Linked DNA regions of Homo sapiens: region 1 is linked to region 2. Evidence: chromatin contacts called from ENCODE Hi-C or POLR2A ChIA-PET data. All regions are on one chromosome and are shown on one strand. Each heading gives the region's core, a stretch centred on a gene start or an enhancer-like site at or near the end of the contact. The rest is flanking DNA. Distances are from core to core; before and after follow the strand shown. Region 1 overlaps SKI (SKI proto-oncogene). Region 2 overlaps SKI (SKI proto-oncogene).

Region 1 (6,754 bases), core at 2,778-5,277, 35 kb after region 2:
CCCAAGGCTCCGGTCGTGGGCTAGTGGGAGAAAGTGACTGGGTGGGACCAACGCGACCTCCTCCACTGGACGCTCTTTACACGGGCTGGGAATGGCAGTGGGCTTGCATGTGGCGTGTGCCACCTCTGCTCATGCATGCTCTGTGGTCACGGAGAACTTTGCTTATAAAAGAACATCTTATCAAAGGTGAAACTGTTCAGAATGCCAATGATGGGGACAGAGCGTTAAGCCCAGGACATGGCTGCGTGCCCACAAAGCCAGCTCTGGATGGAAAAGTAACGAGTGGAGGGCGTTTTCTTCCCAGACCCGGTGGTCCAGCCGTGAGTGTCCAGCTGCAGGCCCCACAGCAGCCAGCTCTGGGCGAAAATCTAGAGGGCCCCTGCGCACCCTCCCGCCCGGGGTGCCCTGGCCCAGGGTGCACCTGTGCTCTGGACCCTGGGCCGTGCGGGGCTCCAGGGCGCCTGGAGACTGCCATTTTGTGTGGGAAGGTGGAGGCGACTTGGGAATGCGTTTCTTTAGATTTTAAAGATGAGAGAGTGTTGGCCTTGGACAGGAAAAATTCCAATTTGGTGAGAAATGGAAATATCCAATTTTTTTTTTTTTTTTGAGACTGAGTCTGGCTCTGTCGCCCAGGCTGGAGGGCAGTGGCGCGATCTCGGCTCACTGCAAGCTCCGCCTCCCGGGTTCACGCCATTCTCCTGCCTCAGCCTCCCGAGTAGCTGGGACTACAGGTGCCCGCCACCACGCCCAGCTAATTTTTTGTATTTTTAGTAGAGACGGGGTTTCACTGTGTTAGCCAGGATGGATAATGTCCAAATGTTTTATCCAAGTCCAAATAGCAGTGTTGGTGGTAGGTGTGCTCTGCCTGTGGGTGGGGGTGGTCTCTGTCTCAAGGTGGGCTACGAGGGTCTGCCGCAGGGGGGGTGTGGACGGGTCTTGCATGCGTCACCTTCCCTGTGTGGGGCGTGGGGGTGGTCTCCCCCTAGAAGGACAGGGCTTGTGGCAGCCGTGAGATGGATGGATTCCCAGGGATCTCCCCTCACCTTGGGGGATGAGCCCAGGCTCCTTTCTGGGGTCTCCAGTGTGTCCCCGATGGACCAGCTTCCTGCATGGCACCGCCCTCCGGCCCCACCCCGAGCCCTGAGCCCCGCCTTGAGCCCTGGGCGCTCCTGGCCCTGGCCTGGCACTCAAGGGCTGCTTTCAGGGCTGTTTCTCGTCTGTCTTTTTTCTTTTCTTTCTTTTTTTTTTTTCTTCCTTGAGACGGAGTTTCACTCTTGTTGCCCAGGCTGGACTGCAATGGCACGATCTCGGCTCACCCCAACCTCCACCTCCCGGGTTCAAGTGATTCTCCTGCCTCAGCCTCCCAAGTAGCTGGGATCACAGGCGTGTGCCACCACGCCTGGCTAATTTTTGTATTTAGTAGAGATGGGGTTTCTCCACATGGGCCAGGCTGGTCTCGAACTTCTGACCTCAGGTGATCCACCCGCCTCAGCCTCCCAAATAGCTGGGATTACAGGTGTGCACCACCATTCCCAGCTAATTTTTGTATTTTTAGTAGAGACAGGGTTTCTCCACATGGGCCAGGCTGGTCTCTAACTCCTAACCTCAGGTGATCTACCTGACTTGGTCTCCCAAAGTGCTGAGATTACAGGCATGAGCCACTGTGCCCAGCAGGGCTGTTTACTTAAAGGTACATGTTCCGATCCCTGAATTCGGTTTTATTTTGAGGTTAGGAGTGAGAACACGATTGGTTGTCGTCGTTTCCTGTGGGAGTGGCTCTTTTCAGAGGCAGACAGTTGTCTTTGCTCGTGCGTGCACATTTGTTTGCATGCGCGTGAGACCCCCAGGTGGTTTTGCTCTGGGAGTCGTGGGATGTGTTCTCTGCTCCCTTCCCTTGTCCTGAGTGGCCTTGGTTGGCCACAGAGTCAGCTGGCAGTGGCTGTCTGTGGGTCACCTCCACACATGGATGAAACTAGCCTGAGGTGGGCTGTTGTTGGCCTGCTGGCATTTTTGGGGTCATGGCAGTGCCCTCAGGCTGGTGATAGTGGGGGTGGGGACCTTGTCTCAGGTACCAAGTTCGTCTTCATCCTTTGATCCCCTCTTCCAAAAACTACCCCCTCCCCCCGCCACGTGTGTGAGGCCTGCAGTGGTGTGCACAGAAGCCACCCTTGGGCCTGCTGGGTGACAGGTCCCCTCCAGGTGACGGGAGCTGCCTCGCTCTTCCTGCAGGTCCCCGGTGCCGCCTGGTTTTCCCGAATCGCATGCACCTGTCACTGAGCTGTCAGTGTGGTCAGCTTGCTGCACCCACCCGGGAAGTGGAGCTGGGGGAAGGTCATGTTCTGCAGGAGACCTGGTGGCTCAGGCCCTCAGGACCCAGCTGCCCCTCCCCGAGGAGCAGTGGTTGGTGAGAAAGCACACAGAAGGCAGAGGCTAGAGATGCAGCTCCTCTGTTATGTTGAGCCTCTCTAGGCAGGGAGCTCAGAGACCCGGAGGTGGCCCTCCTGCCTCCTCTCTGTCAGGACTTGACACCTGTCTCAGTGGCCATGGCTGTTTGTCTTCATCCCTCTTCGGTGAGGGTGGCAGGCGGCCAGATGCCCATTACAGGCCACCTCTCCTGCCAGCCAGTCTTCGAGGGCTGGTCACCACGTGGCCACTTTGTGAGGCCCCTCCTCTAAGATCAAATGTGGCACTGCAGAGCTACACCAACCCCGAGCCCCGCGCAGGGCAGGGCAGGAGAACCAAGATCGTGGGGGTGGGGGGGTGCAGGGCAGGGCAGGAGAACCAAGATCGGGGTGGGGGTGCAGGGCAGGGCAGGAGAACCAAGATCGTGGGGGTGGGGGGGTGCAGGGCAGGGCAGGAGAACCAAGATCGTGGGGGTGGGGGTGCAGCACAGGTCGTGCTCCCGGGGCTGGCTGTAGCGGCTCTCCCCTCCCCCGAGCCCACCGTGTGCTTCTTGTCCAGCCTTTTGAGATGACCACAGCTCTCAGTTTGGCCCCACAGCAGCATCTGGGTTGACGTCCCTGATGAGGTTTGGAAACAGCAGAGAAGGGGTTGTCCTCTTCCACCAAGAGCCTGGCTGGCCTGGCCTCCCTCTGGGCAGCACCTGGCTGGGCTGACTGGGCAGAGGGAAGGGGTGGCCTGGCCAGGGTGAGCATGGGGTGCTTGCCACTCCACAGAGGGGGTGCAGGAGGCGCCTCCAGGCCACGTTGCTCCAGGACATGCCACCTCCACAGCCCCCTCCTTGGAGTCTTTCCTCAAGGTCTTAGGATGGCTGTTTGTGCCCTAGCACAGAGACCCTTGCCCTCTTGTGTGGCGCCGGGGGTCCCTGTTGGTCAGGGATGTTCCTAGAGTGGGGAGGGAGTCGGTAAGGCAAGGGTGATGTTGGTTGTAAGGGGTGGAGTCCTTGGTCTTAAGAGATCAGGCAGGGCAGCCCTGGGCTGCCCCCGGCAGAGCCTTTGCCCCAGGCAAGTCCCGGGGCTCCTGGGAAGAGGCTACTTCTCAGCCTCTTGAGAGGGCCTCCAGGGCACAGGCAGGGAGCAGCTGTGAGGGTGTGGCTGTGATGGGGACTCTTGACTGCAGTGTGGATGTGAGCTGATTGGGGGTAGGCCAGCCTTCTGTGCGGGACACTTGGGAACTGAGGGGACACAGCCGCCACCCTGCACTGCTCAGCCTGAGCACCTCTCTGGCTGTTTGGTGCTGCACGTGTTTCTGGGCATCTGAGATGAGGCCCCAGGGCCTTTGCTTCCAGACACCAGGGGAGAGAGACCAGCCCCAGAACAACAGTTGGCGGGTGGGCTGGGGTCGTCAGAGCTTCTGACCTCATCAGGGGCTCCCCCAGAGTTTTCTGTGCGCTGCCGTGTGTCTGGGCCAGCGCTGGGGGCAAGCGATGCCTTCTGTGGTTTGAGGTCTTGTAGGCAGGAGGAGGAGGAGGAAGAGGGCACCTGCTGAGATACTTCACTGGTCTGAGGGCCCCTTCTGCCCCAGCTAGCGCTTGGGTGAGGGTTGGGCTTGCGGAGCCGTCCTGTAAAGCCGGGGATGGCAGGACGCATTGTCACCCCCTCCTGCCGCTCTTACGAAACACTCTTAATTGAGTCCGATTCTTGGTGAATCAGCCTTCCAAGAACCGCGACCGCAGCATCCTGTGCCGCTTCTGTGTTCCGCATTTTTCTCTTTCTGCAGCGTTTCCTCTCATTCTGGATGGAAAGGCCTGTTTGTCTCCCTCAATCTTTGGCGAGGGTGGCAGGCAGCCAGGCGGCCATTACGGGCCGCGCCTCCCACCAGCCAGTCGCTGGCAGGAGCGTCCGGGGAGGGAGCAGACCCCGTTCACCCTCACCCCAGAACTGAAGCAGCGAGGGGACCCAGACGAGCTGCGAATGCAGGCGCTGGGGATGCTCATGCCAGCTTGCTGTTCTTGGGAGTCTGTTTATTCTTTTAAGCTATTTCAGCATTTACCTTCAGTAGCATCGGAGGAAAAGAACGATACATTCGCCCCAGTGTGTCCCCTGGGGGACCTCTGGCTAATTTTCGGATTCCGAAAGTGAGGTTTTGCAGGGCTGTGTGGCCACTCCTTTGTGGTCGGCCCCAGTGTCATCAGGCTGGTTTCAAATCTGGGGTCTGTGGTTCGAGGCTGAGTGCAGGGCTCAGGCTGGATGGGGAGGGTGAGAAGAGTGGGGCCAGACTTCCCGGGGTCAGCACACACATCTAGGGTCGTCATGGAGCCCATGGCAGCACTGCCTGGCCATTGGCCCCTGGTGGACGCCTCAGACCGAGGTCCCAGGAGAACCCCAGCAAGGTTGGGGCTGCAGAGGGAGCCCTCCCCGGGACAGCAGCTGGACCAGAACAGAAGCTGGGCCCTCCCCCACCCCCTCAGTCTCTGCAGCCCCCACCCTCCTTCCAGCACCTTCCCCCCTGGATGGATGGGTCTTTGTGTTTTGATGCCCCTTGGCTCTGGCATTGTGGGGGGGCCCCCTGGGGCATGAGGAAGAGGGCCAGTGCCAAGGCCCCGAGGGAGCGCTACTAATTGCTACTCAGTTTCCTTAGAAAGATTTGGCTTTTTGTCATCAACAGCGCTAAAGTAACAGCAAAGATGACCTACTTAAGCGAAAGAAAAATCCGAGTGAACCTTTAAAGCTGGTATTCTCACTTCATTTTGGGGCTTGGGGTTGTCTTGCAGATTCAATCTGTTTCCTCTGTGCCACAATAATCAGAAAATAGGTTAATTTAAGCCCAATATGAAAAGTGAATTATCATGTGTGAAATATTAATGGCACTTACAAAAATAGCTTTATAATTTCTTGAACCGTGAAATCTTCAGAGAAGGCCCATAGCTCACGTGAGCCGATTCTTGAGTGAGGGTATTTGGGGGTGCACCTGGAGGAGACAGCGATGGTCTCAGCAGGGTTTGTCTCTAGAGTGCCTCAGCGCGAGCTTCTGCCAGTCCCCGGAGAGGAGTCCCCACGCCTCCTTGCCCTGCTCAGGGCTGCACGGGAGTTGCCACGTAGGAGAGCACAGCCCACCTTGGGCTTTTGGGGTTCGGGCTTTTGGAGTTTGTCCAGGCTTTGGGGTGGGGCTTTGCCTGTAGAAGCTCTGAGCTGTGCTGCATGGTAGGGTGACCGCAGTGGGCTGCCCTGGGTGCCCCATGAAGGACTGAGCAGTGGGGTGACCCTTCATCTAGCAGACGTTCATCAGGGACCTGCTGTGGGCCAGGCTGGGGTCACACTCAGAACTGACTGCAGCCAGGTGGAGACCCCACCTCGAGAGCTCCTCCTTCCTAGCTGTGTAGCCCACACCCCCTGGGGAGCCGTAGCAGTGTGGGGGCAGCTCTGATGGAGGGGTGTGTACCTGGCCACAGCTGTCTCTGGGCTGTGGTCATCACCCACAGGTCCTTTTCAGATGCGGTGCCCACCTGGGTGTGTGGACATGACCCTTGCCTAAGGGAGGGAGAGAGGAAGGCCTGGTACCAGGCAGTGTCCTCTGCCTGTGCCCCTGCTGGGGAGGACGTGAGGGCCTGTGGCTTTTAGGAACCTTGAGGAGGTGGGGGTGGTCTTCTGACGCCGGCGGGGCTCCTGAAGGTGCAGGAAGGCACAGTTTGTGCAGAGTCCCCTTCGGAGGAAGCAACGCCTGTCCCTGGCGGGGCCGCTGAGCCAAAGGCCGTGTCTCAGTGGCACCCTCTCCCAGCCGAGGATGTCGGCACCATTTGGGCCCGTGGACTTCCTCCAGTCTCTGGGTGGTGGTGAGTGGGGCCTGCTGTTGTCTAGCAGCCACTGTTCTGTGGGGCTTCACTCCTGGGCAGGGTGCACGGGAGAGCAGGGGTTGGCAGGAACCCGGCAAATTTGTCAATAAACCTGAACCTGAAGTCCCACAAGGACGGAGGCTCAGTAGGGCTCGGGCCTGAGCGGGGCAGGCCAGTGTGAGCTGGGGGTTGGGGCAGGCCACTGTGCGGAGCGGGGTTCTGGCCACCACAGGGCTTTTGTTCTGTTGCTTTGGTTGGCGATCGGGACTCACCATGTTAGACCTGAGGTTCGTGGTGGGATCCACCGGCGTGGCCCTGGGTGGCTGCCCTGTGTGCTCAGGGAGCAGTCACGGGCCCTGAGTGGTGTTGCCCGTGGGCCTGGAAGGTCCAGCCGAGGGTTGGGGCCTGCGGATGTCGCTTCTCTGAAGATGAGAAGCCAGGGCGAGGCCCCCCCCCAACATCTGGAAGGTTCTCCTGCGTCGCCCTCTCCTTCCAGGCACATTTGGCCGTCCCCTTTTCTGC
Region 2 (6,717 bases), core at 252-2,751:
CCAGGTGGGCTCCAGTGACCATGAGGGGCTGGGGTTGGCACTGGCGCTGCTCCTCTGAGGTGTTGGACCCACGTGGGAGCTGCTTGTTCCCCTCCAGACACTGATTGTGAAGAATCTGGAAGGTCCACGCTAGAGGAGGCCACGACCTGCTGGTGCGCCTGCAAGAGTGCTGGCCCAACTGGTCTCCATGCGTGGTGCCCGTTGGAGGGGGTGGGAGGGCTCGGCTCTGCTCTCCCCCCGTGGGTCTTCGTGTCACAGGGTGCTTGGGGGACTCTGCTGCACTGAGATCTCCAGCGTGACATGTCCCCGTCCCAAACAGCCCTGAAATGGCAATGCCTCATCCTAGGATTACCGTCCCTTCCCGAAGGCTTGAGGTCCTACTTAGATGTCTACTGGACTGCTTTTTATTTTAATTTACTTGATACTCAGTCTGGGTGCGTTGAAGACGCGGCCTCTGGCTGTCAGCCTGTCCTTGTGTGCAGTGACCGGTCTACCTGTCTGGCCTTGTGCCTAGACTTGTGGCCGTCACCACTATCTCTGGGGAGGGGTGAAGTGGACTGGGAGGTAGGAGCCGAATTGGAGTCTTCTCTTTGTTCCTGAAGTTATCACAGTCTTGGCCAGACTGTGGTCACTGCGTGCGTGTGTGTGTGTGTGTGATGCGCAGGGCATTTGCTGGTGGAATAGCACGGGCCATTGGCATTTGCACCTGAGGCGTGCAGCCCCCCTGCTGCACACCTATGGGGTCCCTGCGGTCAGGTGAGCTCTGGGGGGTTTCTGAGGGTGGAGACAGCCACAACAACACTTCTTTCCTCCAAATGCCTGTGCTGTGCACTTGGGTGCAGGTGGCTTTTAGGGGACATGGCTGGGCACTGCCCCACAGTGTCACCTCTGTGTCCTGTGGTGCGTGCTGTGGACTGGCACCACACCCCACGTGCTTGTTAGGCCAGTTTCTCTCAGGTGTCGGTCACCCTACCATGCGGCCTTTCTTTTGTCTTTTATCTTTAGCTAAGGAGTCCATGGCATACCAAAAGCTGAATGATGACAGCCAGTGTCCCCATCCTGTCCTCCCCAACTTTCCACAGGCAGGGACGCTCCCCATTCTTGCTGCATAGTCTTCTGTTGACCCCATGTACCTGAGTGACCCCCACGTACCTGAGTGTGACAAGCACTATGGTGCTTGACCTCAGTCCAGCTGCTTAGACCTGTACCTGCCACAGCCCCACGTGCTGACACCTTGCGTCTTGAGTTTTGATAAATCTATCCTTTGGCTGATTAATATGACTGAGTGGTGTCTTCTGACCCCATTTCTTATCTGGAACACTGTGTCCTGACTTCATTTCCTGTCTGGAGCACACTGTCCTGACCTCATTTCCTGTCTGGAACACACTGTGTCCTGACCTCATTTCCTGCCTGGAGCTCTCTGTGTCCTGACCTCATTTCCTGTCTGTGCCGCTCTGTCCTGACCTCATTTTCTGTCTGTGCCACCCTTTGTCCTGACCTCATTTCCTGTCTGGAACATGCTGTGTCCTAACTGCATTTCCTGTCTGGAGCTCTCTCTGTCCTGACCTCATTTCCTGTCTGGATCTCTCTATGTCCTGACCTCATTTCCTGTCTGGAACATGCTGTATCCTGATATCATTTCCTGTCTGTGCCACTTTGTCCGGACCTCATTTTCTGTCTGGAGCACTCTGTATCCTGACCTCATTTCCTGTTTGTGCCACCCTTTGTCCTGACCTCATTTCCTGTCTGGAACATGCTGTGTCCGGATTGCATTTCCTCTCTGGAGCTCTCTCTGTCCTGACCTCATTTCCTGTCTGGAGCCAGTGACCTCATTTCCTGTCTGTGTCACTCTGTCCTGACCTCATTTCCTGTCTGTGCCACTCTTTGTCCTGACCTCATTTCCTGTATGCAACACACTGTGCCCGGACTGCATTTCCTGTCTGGAGCTCTCTCTGTCCTGATCTCATTTCCTGTCAGGAGCACTCTGTGTACTGACCTCATTTCCTGTCTGTGCCACTCTTGTGTCCTGACCTCTTTTCCAGTCTGTGCCACTCTGTGTCCTGACCTCATTTCTTATCTGTGCCACTCTGTGTCCTGACCTCATTTCCTGTCTGGAGCACTCTGTCCTGACCTCATTTCCTGTCTTGTGTCCTGACCTCATTTCCTGTCTGGAGCTCTCTGTGTCCTTACCTCATTTCCTGTCTGTGCTGCTTTCTGTCTTGGAGTTGCGTGCCTGACCTCATTTCCTCTCCACTGTGTGTTCCTGGAGTTAGGCATCATCTTGGTTTTTACTCCCTTGCTTGGTTTTCTCAGGATCTCTGGCTGCTCCGTCCTTGCTCCAGCGTTCTTCTCTGCCCCCTCCCTCTGTGGTCCAGAGGCCGATGGCCAGCTGGCCCTCACCTGCCCGCCCTGGGTATTTCTGTGCTCTTCCTGGTGAGGGATTCTAGGGGTTCCCCTCCTGGGTTCATCCTTACCTGAGTAGCCACAGCACACTGTGCAGTTGGGTGCCTGGGAGGCACGTGCTTTGGGTGTTGCATGGCTGACCTGGTAACTGGGCACCCGTGTATGGAGGGCTGGAACAGAACACTTGTCGGCGCTCCTCAGCGTCTTGCCTCTGGTGTCCCCATGGCGAAGTCCCCTGCCATCTGCTTTGGGCTCTGACATGTGACCTGACTGTGCCCTTCAGGAGCTTTCAGAACCTCCTCTTAGATCTGGCATTCAAAATGTCTTGTCAGACACCTCGAGGCGGCTTGTGTTTGGCCCTGTGTTGGGCGCCTATTGGGCCCTTGTCAGGTTTTTGTTGCCAGGAGGCTCGCGCCCCGATCTTCGGGATGGTGCCCGTGGCATCTTCTGCTCGGTGCTCCCTAGGGCTGGACGTTGGTCCTCCTGGCACTGGTGCTCCGGTTGCTGTGGTCTCCCTGCTGTTCCCTTGTGGCTCAGGATTACTCTCTGGAGGTCTCCGCCTTATCATGAGCACTTTCTTTGTTGGCTACTTTTAGTTTCATGATTTCATTTTCGTTTCTAAGATATCTATCTCTTTGTAAAAGCTCCCACCTTTTGTGACTTGTGGATGCTGTATCTTTCTCCTGTTGCTGCAGACATTAATGATGTTTTTCTTGACAGTTTGTCCTGCTGGTTTCCTCTGCATTCCTTTGGTTGGTTTCAGACCTCGGCTTTAAAGGGGCATTTCCCCACATTGCCAATTCTTGACCATCTGGTCACGTCAAGGCTGACGTGCCAATGGCTGCAAGGGGGAGGGCACCTGGGAGCCCGCGGATGGCTCTTATGCAGACGTGCGGGCCAGCCCCGATCCTGCTTCTGCAAGGCCTCCCCTCCCATGGTGGCGCTTTGGTGCCAGAGCGCGTCGGCGTGGCTCCCTAGCGTCTGCCTCTGCAGCTGCTTGGCCCCCAGCCGCCTCCTCCCAGCTGCCTCCTGCCCTATGTGTGCTTGAGCTCGAGACAATGCTTCCTTCATCCAAGAGCCGGGCTCTCGGCGATTTTTGAGAGGAGAATGGGGTTGAAGCGATGTTGCTCTTCCGTCTTAAAACTGGATTTCTTTCCTCATGCTTTTGAATTATTATATCTTCTTGACATGTTTCTCTGGATTTGCAAAAGATTTTTATATTTTATATATTTATTTATTTACTTATTTATTTATTTTTGAGGTGGAACTTTGCTCTTGTTGCCCAGGCTGGAGTGCAATGGTGTGATCTGGGCTCACTGCAGCCTCCGCCTCCTGAGTTCAAGCAATTCTCCTACCTTAGCCTGCTGAGTAGCTGGGATTACAGGCATGTGCCACCATGCCTGGCTAATTTTGTAGTTTTAGTAGAGATGGGGTTTCTCCATGTTGGTTAGGTTGGTCTCGAACTCCCGACCTCAGGTGATCTGCCCGCCTCAGCCTCCCAAAGTGCTGGGATTACAGGCTTGATCCACTGTGCCCAGCCTGCACAACATTTTAAGTAAATGTTGACATTTTAAGCATTGAGCAAGGAAGAGTGTGAAGAGGTACTTTATAAAGGGAAATATGGCAATACTGATTATTTGCGACTTTAACCAGAAGTAATCTTTGGACAGCCAGATGTTATTGTCTTGGAATGTGGTGTTTTATCTAGTGACAATGTGTGTGCATGCACACGTGGACACACAGGATTCCTGGTCCTTAAACCCGTATGTTCGGTGTCTGCAGCATAGAATGGTCTCGGCTGGTATGTGTGGGACCAGCTCAGATGCCCCTATTCTAGATGCCGAGGCCGAATCGCCCCCTAGGGAGGATGGGACAGTGGCTGTGCTGAGCGTGCTACGGCGTCATGGAAGAACAGCAGAGGCGTTTGAGAATTGTGTTTTTTAAAAAGAGTTGAAACTTGTCAGTCAGGAAATGGAGTAACAGGTTTATCAGGAGTGTCATTTTCCTTTTTTTTTTTTTTTTCTCCCATGAGTGGCTTGGTCGGGGAACTCATGTTTTTTTTTGTTTTTGTTTTTGAGTCAGAGTCTAGGTCTGTCACCCAGGCTGGAGTGCTGTGATGTGGTCTTGGCTCACTGCAACCTCTGCCTCCCAGGTTCAAGGGATTCTCCTGCCTCAGCCTCCTGAGTAGCTGGGATTATAGGCGCCTGCCACCATGCCCGGCTAATTTTTTAATTTTTAGTAGAGACGGGGTTTGTTGGTCAGGCTGATCTTGAACTCCTGACCTTGTGAGCTACCCACCTTGGCCTCCCAAAGTGCTGGGATTACAGGCGTGAGCCACCGTGCCTGGCGGGAGCTCATGTTTTATCTGAGGTGGCCCAGGGCCCCACCTGGGAGCAGGGTCAGCAGTGCCTGGCCCTTGAGTGTTTGCCTCGGGGTGTGTTCCTTTTAAATCAGATCAGCTCATCACTTGGCCGGTTTTCTAGACCAGCATATTCAAACCCAAGGTTTGGAATCTTGGGCTGGCTTCTGAAATGACATGCTGTGGGCTCCATCCCCAGAATTCTGGGTTCCCAGGTCCGAGGTAGGGACTGAGAATGTGCATCTCTAGCAAGTTCCCAGATGACATGGTGGCTCCTCCGGAACCCCTGCCTCCTTTTGTGGGTAAAGTTTTACAGGTGCATGGCCACGCCCCACCGCCCTCGCCGGTGCTGTCTGTGGCTGTTTTGTGCCACAGCAGAAAGGCTGAGTAGGTGCGAGAGAGACCATGTGGCCTACAAACCCAAAATATGTGTGATTTGGTCCCTTACGGAAAACACTTGCAGGTTCCTGATCTAGAGAAAGAATAATTGTAACGCAGGGCTACATTGTTTTTGTGAAACTCTTTAGGATGGAAAAGGGCATCTCTGAGGTCAGCGACAGAAGCCGTGGTGGTTTCATGCCACCAGTTTACCTTTGTCCTGAGCTGTGGAGGTTGTTTAAAGCTATAGATCAAATGAAGCCTGGAATATAAGGGTGCAGTTAGGATGATTGCTGTGTAGTTATTTTTTAAAACGGCTTTTTGAGGCATAATTAACATAAGCTGCGTATATTTAAAGATACAGTTAGATAACTTTTGATGTATGCAAACACATATAAAACATGTATAAAACCCTCGCTGCCGTCCAGATGATGAACCTGTCCGTCACCCAGAAGCTCTCTCCTACCCACACCCCTTTCTCCCCAGGCTGCAGCAGTCTGCTTTTGGGCCTGTAGATTCGTTGCCTTCCTTAGAGCTTTGTCTAAATGAAATCCTACAATATGTTCTTCTTTTGGTCTGGCTTCCTTCCCTCAGCGTCATTATTTTGGGCTCCTTGGATGCGTGGCGTGTGCTGGGCAGTGTTCCCCTGCGTGGATGTCGCGTTTGTTCCTCCATTTGCCCGTTGGAGCGTGTGGAGTGTTTCCAGTTCTTGACTGTCACAAAGAAAGCGGCTGTGAACATTCGGGTACAAGTTGTTGTCGGGATACACGGTTTTATTTCCCTGGATAGATACCTAGGTGTGGAATGGCTGGATCATATATTTGTGCTTATGTTTAACTTTTAGAAACTGCCAGACTATCTTCCAAGGTGGCTGCACCATTCCTCGTCCTACCAGCAGTGAGTGAGAGTTCCTGCTGCTCCACGTCCTGGCCAGCGTGTGTGGTGGGCGGGCTTAGGCGTTCAGCCGTCCTGATGGGTGTGCGGCGGCATCTCCTTGAGGTTTAAGTTGCGCTTCCCCAATCGTTGAGAACGTAGAGTGGCTTCTCTTGTGCGTATTTGCCACCATATGTCTTCTTTGGTGAAATGTCCCTTCTGATTTTTGCCAGTTATTTTAGACTGGGTTTGTTGTTTTACTGTTGACTCGTGAGATCTTTACGTATTCTGGATGCAAGTCCCTTTTCACATTTGCGCCTTACGTAGACTTTGTCCCTGTCCATGGCTTTCCTTTTCTGAACGGTGTTTTTTGAAGAGTAGAACTGCAAAATTTTTATGGGATCCAATTTTTCAGTTTGTTCTTTTTCTTTTTTTTTTTTTTTTTTTTTTTGAGACAGGGTGTGGTTCTGTTGCCCAGGCTAGAGCACAATCTTGTGATCTGGGCTCACTGCAGCCTTTACCTCCCAGGCTGAGGTGATCCTCCTGCCTCAGCCTCCTGGCTAGCTGAGACTACAGGCACATGCCACCACACCTGGCTAATTTTTGTATTTTTTGTAGAGACGGGGTTTCGCTATGTTGCCCAGGCTGGTTGCGAACTCTAGCTCAAATGATCCGCCTGCCTTGGCCTCCCAAAGTGCTGAGAT

Evidence for each region. A loop is a pair of places that touch in the nucleus more often than their neighbours do. ChIA-PET counts read pairs that join two places held with the same protein, here RNA polymerase II (POLR2A). Pooled maps may share reads with other maps.
Region 1: a map of natural killer cell shows a loop between it and region 2 (6-fold over the local background). The contact joins two enhancer-like sites. A Hi-C loop is called at or near these places in 21 of 168 maps with a recorded cell type or tissue (B cell, CD14-positive monocyte, CD4-positive, alpha-beta T cell and 12 more), 30 of 37 single-sample maps with no recorded cell type and 22 of 50 pooled maps. POLR2A ChIA-PET finds 5 or more read pairs at or near these places in 21 of 52 experiments (B cell, CD4-positive, alpha-beta T cell, CD4-positive, alpha-beta memory T cell and 14 more).

Annotation. Positions count from the first base shown.
Region 1 is chr1:2,286,749-2,293,502 of GRCh38, forward strand. All of the region lies in intron 1 of SKI (SKI proto-oncogene), which reads left to right. Among named protein-coding and RNA genes, the nearest start is that of SKI, 62 kb to the left of the region's middle. RefSeq lists enhancers at 4,715-4,764, 6,136-6,754. Within about 2 kb of position 4,028, at least 32 of the 41 ENCODE cell types and tissues checked have a DNase peak (open chromatin) inside an H3K27ac peak, as active enhancers do; they include B cell, CD14-positive monocyte, CD4-positive, alpha-beta T cell and 2 more, where a contact is called at or near this core.
Region 2 is chr1:2,254,095-2,260,811 of GRCh38, forward strand. All of the region lies in intron 1 of SKI (SKI proto-oncogene), which reads left to right. Among named protein-coding and RNA genes, the nearest start is that of SKI, 29 kb to the left of the region's middle. RefSeq lists enhancers at 1,456-2,655, 1,696-1,990, 2,658-3,255, 5,165-5,214. Within about 2 kb of position 1,502, at least 21 of the 41 ENCODE cell types and tissues checked have a DNase peak (open chromatin) inside an H3K27ac peak, as active enhancers do; they include B cell, CD14-positive monocyte, CD4-positive, alpha-beta T cell and 2 more, where a contact is called at or near this core.